Linked DNA regions of Mus musculus: region 1 is linked to region 2. Evidence: chromatin contacts called from ENCODE Hi-C or POLR2A ChIA-PET data. All regions are on one chromosome and are shown on one strand. The core of a region is the stretch at or near the end of the contact, and the rest is flanking DNA. Distances in the headings are between cores, read along the strand shown. Region 1 holds the start of Sash3 (SAM and SH3 domain containing 3). Region 2 holds the start of Zdhhc9 (zinc finger, DHHC domain containing 9).

The links. A loop is a pair of places that touch in the nucleus more often than their neighbours do. ChIA-PET counts read pairs that join two places held with the same protein, here RNA polymerase II (POLR2A).
Region 1: a map of heart shows a loop between it and region 2 (2.3-fold over the local background). The contact joins the promoter of Sash3 here to the promoter of Zdhhc9 in region 2. A Hi-C loop is called at or near these places in 3 of 37 maps with a recorded cell type or tissue (T-helper 1 cell, heart and v-Abl transformed pro-B cells). POLR2A ChIA-PET finds 5 or more read pairs at or near these places in 1 of 5 experiments (embryonic stem cell).

The regions. Positions count from the first base shown.
Region 1 is chrX:48,142,723-48,147,775 of GRCm38, reverse strand. Sash3 (SAM and SH3 domain containing 3) reads right to left here and starts at 1,340. Exons shown (of 8, transcript NM_028773.4): 1 at 1,059-1,340. The coding sequence starts at 1,115.
Region 2 is chrX:48,206,138-48,211,576 of GRCm38, reverse strand. It overlaps Zdhhc9 (zinc finger, DHHC domain containing 9), which reads left to right and starts at 2,875. Exons shown (of 10, transcript NM_172465.4): 1 at 2,875-3,097; 2 at 4,620-4,909. The coding sequence starts at 4,743.

The DNA of each region.
Region 1 (5,053 bases), core at 91-2,590, 62 kb after region 2:
GGGGCATCCCCCCACAGTGCACCTGAGTTGAATTCCATGGAAAAATGGATAGGGCACAGTGAGAGTCCTGGAGGCCCCTGATTAAGGCTTGGGTGCTTGGATCTAGTCAGGCCTGCTTTGGACCATTCCTGTGGTCCACTTAGACATGCAGACTGGACAGGCTGATTGCCTGGGAGAGTCCTGACATAAAATGAACTCTATACATACAGCCAGGGAAACCTGGATATCAGAGTCTTCAAGAATCATTCAGTCTAGCTCCTGTCTCAGGAAGATGAACACTTCAGCCATTTTTGACAGCTACCTTCCTTCCTGGACTTTGAAATCCCCTTCCCTCCCCCAACGAACTTTTCCCCCTTAGCTCTCACACCTACTCACCATGCAAGTCATCAGCTCCATTTCTCATTCTTCATAAGTTCACTTGCCCAGAAAGAACCTGTTCAACCCCCCCCACACACACACACACACCACCACCACCACCTGAACTTTACGGCATTTGGGTGGGCTCTTTTCCTGAGTCTGAAATTTACTTACTGCTTCATCTCCAGTGGCCTGGGGGAGATGTTGTAGATCTGAGCCTAGTGGGAAATGGCTATGGCTCCTGCCAAAGAGTTAGGGAGTCTGTGACCACCTTGGCTGGGTAGGCTAGTAGGGCCCTTTGAATGAGGTAGTCCCCAGAGGACACACTCGAGCAAAAGCAACACAGAACCCGAGCTAGAGAGACAAAATTAATTACGCTCTTTGGATTCAATTTGAACACGACATTTTGTAACTCTCCAACTGATGTCTGTGGATTTAACTCTTATGTTCTTCAGTCTATCACTCTAGACTTCCAAAGGCCCAACTCATAGCTCTGTATTCCAGAGTTTAGAAAGTACCTTCAGTACTTTTACTACTCAAGTGAGCGTTGAGCCCCATCCCCTTGCTTTCTGGAAGAACCCTCACGTCCAAGCTCAACATAGAGCCTTGGTTCAACTTCCACCTTCTAAGAGTCCATGAAGGCCTTGGTAGAGAGTGTAGAGGAGAGAAGGAAGGAGTGTACGCTCAAAGATGCGCCTTACCTTTTTCTTCTGAGTGGGCTCTTTGTCACTGGCGTTGGAGGGTTTGCGACGCAACATGGTCCTCTACAGAAATGGCACTCCTGCTCTGTTCTCCAAGGAGCTAAGATGCAAAAATCTCTTGTTAAAGCCTCCCCAGCACCAGCCAGTTGGCACAGCATAGACTGAGCCTGGGGCTGCTACTCTTTACTGCTGCAGTGGCAGCTTGGGGGTGCGGGCCATGGACACCCAGCAGCAGCAGCATACAGGAAACCTTGCCACGTGACCTGCTCTTACAGCAATCATGGCCCCTGCCGGCCTCTAGGGAGGAAGGAAGTCCCAGCTTCAGTCTCCAGAGATTCTGATGCAGACAGACCTTGAGTTGAACAGTCAGAGAAAAGCCCCAATCCTGTTGTCTCCGGTCATCCACTACAGTCCTTTCATGTTCTGGCTTATTTGGGCTTTACACTCACTGACTAAACCTCTGAAATCAGAAGGTGAACAATCTCCCTGCCTGTTGAGTAAATGCCCCCAGTCTATTTGCATCTTCCAAGTCATTACTGCGATCACGATTACCATTACTGTCACTCCTGTGGCCATCATCTTGATGGTTATCACTACTGCTACCATTACCAGATAGCCATTACTACAACCGTGACTACCACCACTCCCCACGCCCCAGCCATCATCCCTCCTACCATCCCTACTGCCGTCAGTATACCTTAGCTATGATTGGTAAAGCTCTCATCTCTTCAGAGATTTCTACTGCTTCATCATCCTTAGAGTGGTCACCTTTACAGATGCTATAGTCATTTCCATGATGCTCTCATCCCTACAACCTTCAATAGCCCTGTATCCACTGTTTCTAAAGCTATCAATCCAGCAACTATCCACATTTCCATCAGCACACATATGGTTTTCAGTCTAGATGAGGTGTGCCTACACACAACAACCCCTCAGGTCATACAAGAACAACTGAGAAATGTTTGAAGGCAATGCCACGTCAACAGCAGGTGCCCCATTCAAAAGGCATTCATCAACTGCCTGGGCATTGCGCCCATCTTGTGGGTTACATTCAGCACATGATGGTGATGATGATGATAATGATGACAATGGCAATGTTGATTTGCAGTGCTTAGGGGTCTCACCTATGGCTTACCCATGCCAGGTAAGTTTACTACCATTGAGCAATTGCGGTAGATGTTTAAGTACTTTCAATGATTCCTGTTCACTACAAAGCAACTGGTATGTATCATTTACACTTTATCAAATACAGATGACAATAAAATGAAATTTCAAAAAAGTCTCCATAATTGGATTTCACACTGTTTAGGTAAATATCCTTTACTGTTTTCAGCACCTAGCACCTCTCTCTAGACAGAAATTTACTTCTTACAAAGAATCACACCCGTACAGGACGAAAAACATTGGTTTGGGGAGATTTGGAAAAATTGGAGGGACAGATAACTAAGGACATATAGAACATTTTGGAGGTGATGAATAAGTTTGTTTATTGTGATTGTGGTAATAGTTTTAGGAATGTCTACATCAGGAAAACTATCTTGAATTTTTAATGAAAATAAACTCCCCATTTCTCCTGCTCAAGGCCTTACTGTGTGTCCCAGGCTGGCTTGGAACTTATGATGAGTGCTGGGATTATAGATGTGGACCACCATGACTGGCCGAACTAGTCTGGAACGGTTATTTTTCATGTGGACATGCGTGTGTATGTGTGCACACTCAGGATGCGTTCTCAGCTGTGCGTTCACATCTGGGGGTAGCAGTCGATGCTCTATTACTCTCTACCTTAGTTTTGGGGAAAGGGGCCCTCGCCACATCTGGAGCTGATGGTTTTCAGCTAGACTGGCTGGCTAGTGACCTTCTGGGATCCATAGGTCTCTGCTTTCCCCATTCAGGGCTGGAGTTATAGATATCTGTCTATCACCCAGCTTTTATGTAGGTTCCAGGGATACAAACTCAAGTATTCGTGCTTTTACAACACGCTCTTTCCTCAACGAATCATCTTCTTAGCCTGAATGATACGATTTTTTTTTTACATGGCTGATTAGCATTCAGTTGTCTGAACCCACAATAATTATCTTGCCTTGGTTGATTTTTTAAAAAATGTACAAGTACTTATTGAATGTCCTTAAGGTAAATACTCAGTCACATGTATAAGTTTATGATTAGGCTAAGTGTCTAGAAAGTTTGGAATTGCTGGGGTAAGGGATGCTCACCGCCCCCCCCCCTTGATTCAAAGATAGTTTTATTCTTACACTAAGAGAATTCTTCAAAGAATGTAGAAGAGAACTATTAAGAATTGAACCCTCAAAGCGACGTGAAACTGAATATTTATTTTCAGTGAGGAGTATATCTTACCTGGTCCATGCCCTGCCTACAACTTTCATTTCCTAACCTCATACATCACTATAAAGAAATCAAACGATTCACCTTTGCAAGGCTTTCGTTTCTGTGACACTTGTGAAATCCTGAGCAAGCCTGTCCTGGCTCCCAAGATGTTCTCGTGACTTCCTCCCTGGGCCCTAAGGCCTTCAGTTCATCTGCCTTTGAGCTAAGGAAAGAAGGTCAAAGTCCATCTCTCTCAAGATAAAACCATATTTCCTCTGGCTCTAGTTCAGCCGAACTACCAGGCTGACTCATGAAAAGATTCTGCGTTCTACAGCCCTTTATTTATTGGCTTGAGTTTTTCGGACGGAAAGTCTTTCCTTGACTGCCTAGGGGTACGAACGTATCAAAGAGCTAAGGCTTCGCAGGATGTTTAGAAGCCCGAAAGCTAGGAGGTGGGATGAGCCATCTAGCCTGTGGGAGTTCAAGTGTGATCCTAGGTTGAAGGTCATCCTTTCCGGAGTCTGGGATAGAATGTTGCTGGCGTTTGTCCAGGGATACCTGAGACTTACCAAGCCTGGGGGGGGGGGGGGGGGATACTTGAGGCTTCGGAGACCAGAAGCCTCGGAAGGTGGGAGCAGCTCACAGAACCTTCCGCGCCTGCTCAGAGTCCCTGGCCAGGCAGGGCTCAGGATGTGCCCGCTTCCTGTTTGCCCAGCCCCCAGCGGCAAGCACAGCTCACAAACTAACCGCAGAACCTTCAGATGCTGTCAGCAACCAGGGTAGGCGTTGGGCTACTGAGGCCTGGGAAAGGGATAGGGGTAAAGTGGGAGGTGAGGGCATTCTGGACAGAATACAGAGGTGGCCGACCCTCCTCAGACAGGCGGGGCAAGTGTTCTCAGCCCCTCCCCTTCTCTTTTAGATTTGCATAAGACTCGGTCCACAGCCTGTGTTCTGGGCATCCGTGGTCTCTCTCCCGCAAGCATACTTGCCTTCCTCCAGCCTTTCTTTCAGTAGGTCACCCTGGCTAGAGTCCCAGTGGGTCAAGCTCCAGGAAGCTAATGGATCCTAAATGCTTTCTTAATAGGCTTCTACACCATATTTGCAGTTTCTAGGTTCCATTCCAGGTACACAGCAAGCACAGCTTAAGTAGTGACCCAGGGCAAAATAGTTCAATGAACAAGGCCACCTCATACTTGATAATGGGCTGGCAGGCAGGACTCAGGAGCTTGCTGTGGCCACAGCCTCATGTTAGGCTGTCAAAGTCCCCTGTACCTGAGAACTGCCATCCTAGGTGGAGTGGCAGGCTCTCATTTGCCCTGTGCTTGGTCTTTGTCAACAACTGCCTTAGATATGTCACAAATATTCAATTCCACTGCAACATTCCAGAGAAGCAAGGGGCATAGTTTAGGTTGGGATAAATTATTGCAGAGCTGTGGCCTAGAAGGAAGTGTAAATATCAGGTAAAAGAACCTTGATTTAGCATACAGTTGTGTGTGTCCATGTATCTGTGTGTGGTATTTAGGGTTATCTTGCTAACAGAGGTGAGTCTGAACCCTCAGGATGTAGCAGTCTCAGCAAGTCACTGAGACCTTGTAGATTGTATTTACACATAGCGGCCCCCCACCAGCACACCTGGGGGGGATTCTCTTTTGGTAGATGGTGGTGGGTGG
Region 2 (5,439 bases), core at 1,626-4,125:
AATAAGACTTATGTATTTTCTCTACAGAACCTCATCCTTCTTATCATTCCAGGTCCCACAGACTCAGATCTTGCTTAGGAGCTGTAGTTCATCTTGTGTGGGCAGGACATTCATGCTTTGTTTACTCTTATTTATTTATAGCCAGAGAGTAGGGAGGGGAATGTAAGTCAGGCAAGTGGGGTGAGAAGAGGCACGTGTGCATTGGGTTGGGTGTGAGTGTTAAGGGTAGAGAGAAAAATGGAGCCACCATGAGGTCAAATGTGACCTAGGGTCTAATTTGACATGTCTGTTCTTGGCTGTGATTCTGGAATGACATTGACAGGCAGTGTCCGATCCAGTAGTGGCATTTGGGATCTTAACCCATTCAATATTACCTTACACTTATACATGCATGCACAAACGCACACACATGCCATAAACATGAAGACAAATCCTTTAAAAAATAGCATGCCAGAACATACATCACTAAGCCATGAGCTGTCTTATAAAATGGAAGGCTGCCCCTAGATTCTAGTGGTGTTTCTAGTGCTCCTTGGATGCTAGTGGTGTTTCTAGTGCACCTTCCCTTCAAAAGACCTAACAAGGATTTGGATGCATAAAGTAGGGAAGTTTGTGGAAAATAGCAAAGGGAAGAAAAAGAAAAGAGGAAAGGAAAACCAACTCGCAGTCTATAGTTTTTTATTAAGAATTAAAGGATTTTTGTAAAATGATTTAATTGTGTAGGAAGATGTGCTATGAAATGCTTATCCATATAGAATTTCTTGAATTTTCTTTCAGTAGTGAGCAAGACTAGCAACAAATTGTAATAAAACAAGCCTGATTTACAAAACTACTTAATCCCAGAGGGAATGTGACCCAGGCCAGGGAAGGGCAGAGCTCAGGAATGCATTGCCCTGTTATGCTCATTCCAGAACTTCCTAGGCTTCACCTGCATCTGAGCGGTGATCAAAGCATGTTTTGCTTTGGTCACTTCATTTTGATTGCTCTACACTCACAAGAATGGCAGCCAGGCTGAGCATGCGATTCCTAAGGGCATCTCATGTGCACAGGCTTTGGAATTCAGAGAGCTGATAGGGCCATGAGAAATTCCTGTCCTTTCCATGCCAAGTGTGTACTAATACTGGTAGCCTCCAGGAATTGGAGGCAATAATGCTGGTCATAGGCTTCATAAGAAATAACCCGATGATTATAGTCAGCATGAGCACTCAGGAACAATGGGAGCTTTATGAAGACACACTTTCAACTACAAATTAGTTATAACACATTTCTCTTGTAAGACAATTGGGTCACGGTTTTTAATTCCTTTAAATTTTTTGGTGGAAAGATATCATAAATGTTTTAAGAATAATCATTATAAAGAATTTTGTTTTAATATTATATGGGAGCAAAATACTATAAAAGAATAATAATTCTTTTTTTTTTTTAAAGATTTATTTATTTATTATATGTAAGTACACTGTAGCTGTCTTCAGACACTCCAGAAGAGGGCGTCAGATCTCATTACGGATGGTTGTGAGCCACCATGTGGTTGCTGGGATTTGAACTTTGGACCTTCGGAAGAACAATCGGGTGCTCTTACCCACTGAGCCATCTCACCAGCCCAAGAATAATAATTCTTGACCATGTATGTGGTCTCTCATTAAAACTACCACAAAGCTGCCTTTGGGAGAGCATTGGCAGTCACTTCTGAACTAATTCCAACTATTATTGGAAACCCTAGGAAAACTTTGGTCAAGCTCTAGGAAACCTGGGTTGATAACATAGTGTGGTAGGTAAGGAGAGGTCACTTTTAAACATCCCTCATATTATTTGGAAGGTAAGAACCAGTCATACTGGTGGAAACAGATCTGGTGCCTTGTAACATCCACCCTATAATATAATATAATATAATATAATATAATATAATATAATAGTGTGATTCTCAACTGTTTTCCCCACTCCAGTCTCAATTTTCTAAATGGTGTTACTAGCCGTTGATAGCAGAGGCTCAGTAACAGTAACTAACTGCCAGGAGGCACCAGAAGGAAAGAATCAATCTGGTTGATGTATGAAAATTCTGCCTTGGATGCCCCTCCCTTTGTTATCATAATATCTCCAGTTCTTTTGTTTTGTGCATTTGAACCAGGATCTTTCTATGTAGCCCTGGCTGGCATGGAACTCAAATGTCAGACCAGGGTGGCTTCAAATCTTCTTGCCTTAGCTTCACCACACCCAACAAGATCTCAAATTCTAATAGAAAATAGAAATTAACTACCTTTTGGCAATCTTTGCATCATTATCTACCTGGAAATATTTATGTTGTCTCAGTGGAGTTCCTCCAACTTCCTTAATGTCAATGACTTGTTTTCAATATCACAAAATGACATTCTCAGATATGGTTATCTCTTTTCATATTCTTTTTCTGTTCTGAAAGCCCTCGAGATTGCGTGGGAGTCCGAGGCTTCTGAATGGGACTTAGGCGGCAGAGAATGTAACGTTAAGATGCCCACGAACAGACCTTGGTCAATTTAAAGGCAAACGGCAGTGGAGAGGCCCAGGGTAAGACGGAATTCAGGGTTAGAGTCCGGATTTGTGAGCTAGTGTTGCTTCAGTGTGTTTGTGGGGAGGCTGCTCTTGGCTCCTCCCTTGTCCGGTCCACACCACCTTACGCCTCCGCTTTTGCGTAACTATATTAATAGACGAGAACACTTCGCGTCCTGGTGCTCAGACCCCAGAGAGAAGCTGGCTGGAGCTTGGCAGGTGGGCTTGTAGCAAGGAGATGGGTGGGGGGAGTGGGCGGAGGGATTCTGGAGTGACGTTCGAAGTAGCCAATGGTAGTACGCGTTGGGGGCGGGATGGAGACATTGTGATCGTTTAGCCAATGGAGGACGAGCAACTACTGGAGCGACCTGGTGACGTGAGGAGCGTTCCATTCCGCCAGCGGTGGGCGGTTGCCACAGCTGGTTTAGGGCCCCGACTATTGGGGCCCCTTGTCAGGAGGAGGCACCCTCCCTGTCAGGGAGAAGTCGCTACCACCTCTGGCTGCTGACGAGATCCCCCGGGACAGTGTGCACTTTCTGCCCCCAGTTGCCGGCCGAGTTCAGTGTCCCTTGTTCAGGTAACAAGGGGTGGGGGTGGGGGTCTCCGGGGCTCGGCTCTCTGGAGGGCTGCATCCCCCTTCAGCTCCGCCGGGACCCAGGGACGTTGGCACCGCCCTGCTCAGCTCGCCAGCCACGGAGCCCCTGGCCGGGGGTGACTACACGTGGCGGGGCGTGTGTGAGTGTGTACGAGCGTGTGGACGCGTGTGCGTGTGGATGTGGCGCGCGTCCCAGCCAGCCTGGGGCGGTGGTCGGCTGCGTGGCGGAGGCAGGGCGGGCCTCCTGAGGACGAGCCCGCTGCACAGCCCTGGCTTCTGGCGCTAAGCTGCTGAACCAGGTCGCTGCTTTCTGACGGATTTTAATTTTCCTTCTCCCAGGTTGGGTCCCCCTTCCTAGTCTGTGTTCTTCTGCTGGGTCAGTTTATGGAGGCGGGGGGAGGGGGGAGATTGTTTTCCAGGTTAGTTTTACACAAAGGAAGTGATCTTTGCACCTCTGGGGCCCCCTCCCCTTTCCCAAGCCTTACACCTTTCCATCTTGTTGCTAGGCTCTTAGTCCCCTTTTGGACCTTTGCCCTCTCTAGCTCGGGAATGCTCTCTGGCTGGTTGTTTCTTGCTCATCGGGCTGCAGGCTTCCGCCTCATTCTTGCCAGCATGGGGCATGTGGTGCCAGTAAGTAGAGGACACAGCCCAGCACCTGAGAGAAGAGGAGGATGACAGTGGCTGGGAAAGGCGAGGCCCGGAAATCCAGGATGCTGAATGGAGCTATGATACTGGTGAAATGTCCTAGAAAGCCCCCAAGGGACTTTTCTTAGCTGCTGCCACCGCCCTCAGCCACCCCCAACCCCAGCATCAGTTGCCAACCATCCCAGGATCTCTCCTGTTTAAGGAAGCCTTTTTATCTACAATATGATGTGGGCTCACAAATGTTAAACTAGACCAGCCAGAAGATTTCATTTCGGACTCCAGAAGTTACAGAAGGTTTGATTAGGGGAAATCTGTTTTGTGGAAATACAATGTGTGTATGCTTCCAGAATGCCCTGAACAGCTTACCCCAGCCAGAGGGTTACTTGTTCCTTCCTGTGAGTAATATTTGAATATTGAAGAAAGAAGGAGAGGTAGAGGAGGTATGGGAAGGGCTACTTAGGGACAAAGGACAACAACAACAACAACAAACATTATTTTTATAGATATCTTTCTTTAGGTGACTAAAGAACATGGTGGTACAGTAGAAAGTACAAAGGGTGGCTACTTCCAGAATTCCTACTTATTTCCAAGACTCATATCATCATAGCTCATCAAAATCACCAGCATGGGTTTAGAAACAGGATTGATTAAGAAATATCAGTCCCCTCCCCCTCTGGAGAACTGGTTTGTTTGTTTGTTTGTTTGTTTTCCTCCTTAGAGACCAAACAGAGATCAGAAATAAAATTTTCAAACTTTCCTGCTCTTTCAAGCAGTGCTCATCTTTCTGTCTTTGGGAAATGAGGGTTCAGTTGTATTTTGTCACTCTTGTCTCAACACCTTACCCCTTTCTTTTTCTTAGGGCTCTTGATAATGTTTGACCCAGTGGCAACACTAGTAGACGACCTGATTTTAAAGCTGACCTCAGCCTCTGCATCTTCTCTCGAGTAGTCCCAAAGCCCATCTTGGACCAGGAACTGTAATCATGTCTGTGATGGTGGTAAGAAAGAAGGTGACACGGAAATGGGAGAAACTCCCAGGCAGGAACACCTTCTGCTGTGATGGCCGCGTCATGATGGCCCGGCAAAAGGGCATCTTCTACCTGACCCTCTTCCTCATCCTGGGGACATGTACACTCTTCTTTGCCTTCGAGTGAGTTTTCATTGAACACAATTGTCTCCTTATGGTTAATTTGGGTCCAAGGAATGACAGTACCTCCTGGGCATTTGTGGTGGTTCTTGCATGATTTTACTCTTCTGTTGAACGATATCTATAGGTTGTGTTTAATTGAATTCACTACTTTGTGGTTATAGTAGAATATGCACTTCCTAAAAAGGCCAAGAATTTTAATATCAATTTCATAGTCCTGATGTGGGGATATTCCTGACAAAGTTTGTCATAAAAATTCACGTCCTTTCACTGACAGTAACTTAATGATAAATGACTTCTTTTCAACCCTTCCCAACTCTGGGAGTAACCCTTGTTGTTATAACACCCCTCACCAATATCCACTTCATCTGCTATTCAGGGTACCATTTCTGTAAGCCCTAGTTCTTACCTAGCTGTTCATTTGAAAACCAAACTGAGTTGAGAACCTGAAGATTGGTCCCAGCATCAGCTGTACCACAAGGGAGCTGTGGGAACGCCATATAGGTGCTTTTGAAATGTGGGTTGTTCTTTCT